Regions from separate parts of the Mus musculus genome. Here region 2 is linked to region 1. The links are chromatin loops, found by intact Hi-C in ENCODE. Cell type or tissue: gastrocnemius. All regions are shown on one strand. Links, peaks and the distances in the headings refer to the core of each region. The heading gives the core; the rest is flanking DNA.

Evidence for each region. Hi-C counts contacts between places; a loop is a spot of excess contacts. Peaks named below come from ENCODE experiments on the same cell type or tissue, not always from the same donor. Only the 100,000 strongest peaks of a DNase experiment are listed, where the experiment ranks them.
Region 2: a loop joins it to region 1, with 8 times the contacts of the local background. A loop is called at or near these places in 2 of 42 quality-filtered maps.

The regions. Positions count from the first base shown.
Region 1 is chr6:89,871,510-89,874,441 of GRCm38, reverse strand. No RefSeq gene overlaps it. Among named protein-coding and RNA genes, the nearest start is that of Vmn1r43, 2.4 kb to the right of the region's middle. In gastrocnemius, for the core only: no CTCF peak of the experiment used is centred there; no DNase peak of the experiment used is centred there.
Region 2 is chr6:89,807,359-89,810,290 of GRCm38, reverse strand. No RefSeq gene overlaps it. Among named protein-coding and RNA genes, the nearest start is that of Vmn1r42, 37 kb to the left of the region's middle. In gastrocnemius, for the core only: no CTCF peak of the experiment used is centred there; no DNase peak of the experiment used is centred there.

The DNA.
Region 1 (2,932 bases), core at 187-2,686:
GAAATGTTATCTGTATTGGTCCTGGTACACAGATATTCCTGATGGCAAGCTATCGCATCACTGTAAGTTTCCTCTTTGTTCCTGTGGAATTCCACCTCCAGAAAGAAAAGGGTTTCCAGTGCTTTCAAAGCCAGAATCCATGAAACCATGACATTGAGAATATCACTGAGGAGTCACAGACACTGTACCTTCCTGAATTTCCTAAGAGCTTCAGTTTTGTAGGGCTGAGGTTTCTAAAGTGACCCTGATACTGGCACAGCCTGCACCTGGTCTGCAGAGCTGATAGCACACTGCCTGGACCCTCTGACAGGATGACATATAATTGTTCATAAAGATCAAGTTCTTTTTCATTTCTGTTCTATTTTCTTTATACCTGCTTCTTGCTTCCTTTACTCTTTTATTTTCTGTGTAGCTCAGTGTAGTTATATAAAAATGCACATTTCCAGAAACAATGTGAGAGAAATCATTTTGGAATTCTCATACCCATTATTCAGCTAGTGCCAATGTGAACACGATGCCAGCTACTACTTTAAACTCCACAGGTGTGTTTAAAACACTCAGCTGCCACTCAGTACACATAGATAACAGAATGACATCCAGAGTGTGTGTTCCCTGTGGAATTTGTCCCAAAAAGCAACTGCCAGTTTCCTTGATCATTGGGAAACAGAAGTACATCTTTCTATACCCTACTATGTTCTGATTCTTGTGACTGGGATTTAGAAAGCAAACACATAAGTTTTCAAAGAACTTCATAATAAAATGGGAGTAATTAAGTAAAATCCATATATATATATGTGTGTGTGTGTATACATATATATATATGTATATATATAAATCTAGAATACATGATCCATAATTTTATAAAGGATTATCCTTTTCTAAAGAAGCTACATATTTTTATTTTAAGGATGATTGCTCTGTTAAATGTTTTCACCAACTACCTGCTTCTGGTCTAATGCCTTAACCAATACCCTGTACTTGAGAATTTTATCATTTTTACTCCTCCTTAATATCTTCCATTACAGTATCCCATACTCTAAATAAGTATAGAACAATTTCACCCACAATCTTGACTTTCAGTGGCAAATTTTTAATCTATAATAGAATCTTGTTCAAAAAGTTACATGCCCCATATGCTTGGTGTCTGTGCTACATAGTTTCATGTTAACTTGATACAAGCTAGAGTTATTTTTGAAGAGAGAGCCTCAACTGGGAAAATGCAAAAACTTGATTGATGATTGATTTGATATGGGAGGGCCCAACTCACTGTGGACATTTCCACACCTGGGCTGGTCATCCTAGGTTCCTTTAAAATGTAAATTGAGCATGGTATAAAGAGCAGTGCAGTCAAAAACAATACTCAATAGCATCTCCACCACTTCCTGCCTCCAGGCCCTTATTGTGAGTTTTTAATCAGCTCACATTGAAGTTGGTAGCTTAATAGTCTCTGGGGTTGTACTGCTTCGGAAAGCAGGGATGAATCAGGGAGTGACACTGCATCTTCTCACCTATGGCTGGGTTAGAGTACCTAAAGAGAGCCAAGAAGAGACTATTGAAGAAACTTCAGACCACTTGAAATACAGACTCAAGAAATCTGAGATTTCAGCATCACAAGACATTGATTAGGAGAGCAGTAGCTGCTGTGGGGATAGGACATTTTTTGAGTCTACCAGACAAGGTGTGTGTGAGATGGAGAGTTTTCGCAGCACTGTGGAGGAGCCCAAAAGCTTGTTACTGAGTCCCAGAGACTTGACACAGTTTACACTGCTGGACTTTGTTGAATTTGATTTTGACTCTGACCTGGTTCATCCTTTTGATAACAAGAAAATATTTAAGGTATGAGTTATGTTACAGGGGCCTATAATTAAGAGAATTTGACCTTTTAAATGGATGGATTTTGGACTTTTACAGACACATTGGAGTTTTACAAAGTCTATTTTTATTTTATAGAAACTTTGAAAATTTAAGAGAACTGGATATTTTAGAGACTGAAAATTTTGGAGAATTTGCATGTTGAATTTTATTTGAAGATTTAGGTGGTCAAATTGACCTCTTAAAGTATATGAAATTTTTATATTAAAATGTTGATATTGGAATGATATATCAGGAACAAAAATAGAGGCAAGATTAGCTGCATATGTGGCAGAAGAGAGCCTAGTCAACCATCATTGGGAAGAGAGGCCCCTTGATTTTGCAAACTTTATATGCCCCAGTACAGGGGAACATCAGGGCCAAGAAGTGGGAGTTGGTGGATAGGGGAGCAGGGTGTGGGGAGGTTATAGGGGACTTTCAGGATAGCATTTAAAATGTAAATGCAGAAAATACCTAATAATAAATTGGAAAAAAAAAACAGTGATATCTTTTGTGTCAACCTGACAAGGGTTCACCTAGGCCAGCTATTTTGGTTTCATTGTTTCTTTGTTTGTTTTGACACAGGGAAAATCATTTAGAGTGGGAGAAGGTAATGTCAGTTCAGATAATTCCCCCATGAGATTAAGATGTAGGCATATTTGTGGTGAATTTTTTTAATAGGTGATCTTTGTGAGAAGACCAAAATCAGTATAACTATAGGCCTTGGCTGGGAGATACTTAGGAATACAGACAAGGAAAGCCATGAAGCCAAAAGCCAGTGAATAGCACACCTCCATGACTGTGCATCAGTTCCTGCCTATAGGATTCTGCCTTAAGTTCTTCCCCCAACTAACCTGGATAATGTATTATTAGCAGTAAAATGCAATAAAGGCTTTCCTACCAAATAGGTTTGATACTGGTAATTTACTAAGTCAATGTGTAAGCAAAAAACTGTAACAATTCTACAGCATATACAGCACATTGATAAATATAAAATTGTATTTGGCATGTCAGAAACCTAGAGAAGTATCAAACATCGTTTATGGAAACAGGGTGTGTAGACTCCTGTAGAGCCTGTCTT
Region 2 (2,932 bases), core at 229-2,728, 64 kb after region 1:
GATTTTTATGATATAAAATTATAAAGAATTGTATGGTCAGTGAAACTTGGAGGTTATCAGGATGACTAGAGAAATGTTATCTGTATTGTTCCTGGTGAACATGTATTCCTGATGGCAAACAATCATATCACTGTAAGTTTTCTCTTTGCTCCTGTGGAATTCCACCTCCAGAAAGATAAGAGTTTCCAGTGCTTTCAAAGCCATAATCCGTGAAACCATGGTATTGAGAATATCACTGAGGAGTCACAGACTCTGTACCTTCCTGAATTTCCTAAGAGCTTCAGTTTTGTAGGGCTGAGGTTTCTAAAGTGACCCTGATACTGGCACAGCCTGCACCTGCTCTGCAGAGCTGATAGCACACTGTCTGGACCCTCTGACAGGACGACATATGTTTGTTCATAAAGTTCAAGTTCCTTTTCATTTCTTTTCTATTGCCTTTGTTCTTGCTTCTCGTTTCCTTTACTCTTATTTACTCTTTTATTTTCTGTGTAGCTCAGTGTAGCTATATGAAAATGCACATTTCCAGAAACAATGTGAGAGAAATCATTTTAGAATTCTCATACCTCTTAGTCAGCTAGTGCCAATGTGAACACAATGCCAGCTACTACTTTAAACTCCACAGGTGTGTTTAAAACATGCACCTACCACTCAGTGCACACAGATTACAAAATGACATCCAGAGTGTGTGCTCCCTGTGGCTTTTGTCCCATAAATCAACTGCCAGTTTCCTTTATCATTCAGAAACAGAAGTATATCTTTCTACACCCTACTATATTCTGATTCTTGTGACTGGGATTTAGAGAACAAACCCGTAAGTCTTCACAATAAATGGGAGTAATTAAGCACCATATATATATATATATATATATATCATATCTGGTATACATGATCCATAATTTTAAAAATAATTATCCTTTTCTAAAAATGCTACAGATCTTTATTTTGAGGATGACTGCTCTGTTAAATGTTGTCACCAACTACCTGTCTCAGGTCTAATGCTTTAATCAATACCCTGTACTTGTGAATTTTATCTATTTTACCTCTCCTTAATAACTTACATTACAGTATACCATGCTCTAAATAAGTATAGAACAGTTTCACCCACACTCTTGATTTTCAGTGGTAAATTTTTACTCTATAATGGGAATTGGTTTACAAAATTACATGCCCCACATGATTGGTGTCTGTTCTACATAGTCATGTTAACTTGACACAAGCTAGAGTAATTTTAGATGAGGGAGCCTCAACTGAGAAAATGTAACCACTAGACTGTCCCATGGGCATGCACCTAGTATACTTTCTTGATTGATGATTGATTTGATATCATGGCTCACTATGGACATTTCCACACCTAGAATGGTGGTCTTACGTTCCTTGAGACTGTAGATTAAGCAAGGTATAAAGAGCAATGATGTCAACAGCACTACTCAAAAGCATCTCCATCAGTTCCTGCCTCTAGGCCCTTGTTTTGAGTTTTAAATCGGCTTCCCTGAATGAAGAACTCCAAGCTGTTTGGTGAAATAATCCCTTTCTCCTTGACTTGCTTTTAATCATACTATTTTATCACAGCAACAGAAGACATAACCAAGACAGAAATTGGTACTAGAATATGGGGTTTACTGTGATAGACCTGACCATGTGATATTTGGAAACTGAGGAAGGATTAGGAAACGTTAAGCTGTAGGATACATAGAATGCTGATATCTTACTGGATTATTCTATGTTGTCTCAGAATATAATACTGAGACCAGTGCAGACGAAGGAGACTTGTCATAGGAAGATCAAGAGGGAAGGTTGAGAGACCTTTAAAGAATCTATGAGGGTAATTCATTTTTAAGTTAAGAACAACTAAAGTGAATTGTTTCCCTTGCTGGAACAATTAAAAATCTTCTGAAAAGCATTCTCTTGAGTTCAGCACAGACACACACTGGTTCAGATATAGTTGAGGTTGCATCTCCTGCTTGCATTGAAGTTGGTAGCCTGAGATTCTCTCAGGTTGTACTTTTTCTGAAATCAGGGAGGAATCAGGGAGTGACACTGCATTTTGTCACCTCTGGCTGGATTGAGTACCTAAAGAGAGCCAAGAAGAGAATATCAAAGTAGCTTCAGCCAACTTGAAATACAGATTCAAGAAATCTGAGATTTCAGTATCACGAGACATCGATTAAGGAGAACAGTATCTGCTGTGGGGTTAGGACAATTTTTAGTCTACCAGACAAGATGTGTGTGATATGGACAGTTTTCACAGCACTGTGGAGGAGCCCAGAAGATTTTTATTGAGTCCCAGAAACTTGACACAGTTTTACACTGTTGGATTTTGTTGAATTTGATTGTGACTGTGCCCTGGTTCTTCCTTTTGGAAACAAGAAAATATTTAAGGTATTATTTATGTTACATGGGCCTAGAATTAAGAGACTTTGACCTTTTAAATTGATGGATTTAGGAGTTCTGCAGAGACTTTGGGTTTTACAGAGTGTATATGTATTTTATAGAAATTTTGAAAATGTAAAAGAACTGGATATTTTAGAGACTGAAAATGTTGGAGATTTGAAAATGAATGAGATTTGAATATTTAGGTCAGCATATTGAACTTTGAAAGTATATGGAATTTTTATGTTAAAATGCTGATATTAGTATGATATCTCAGGAGCAAAAATAGAGGCAAGGTTATAGTATAACAGTGATGTTTTTTATGTCAACCTGACAAGGGCTCACCTGGGCTAGCTATTTTGGTTTCTTTGTTTGTTTTGACACAAGGTAAATCATTTAGAGTGGAGGAAGGTAATGTCACTTTAGATAATTCCCCCACCAGATTGAGCTGTGGGCATATTTGTGGTAAATTTTCTTGATAGGTGATCTTTGTGAGAAGTCCAACTTCAGTATGAGAATAGGCCCTGGCTGGTAGATACTTAAGAATACAGACAAGGAAAGC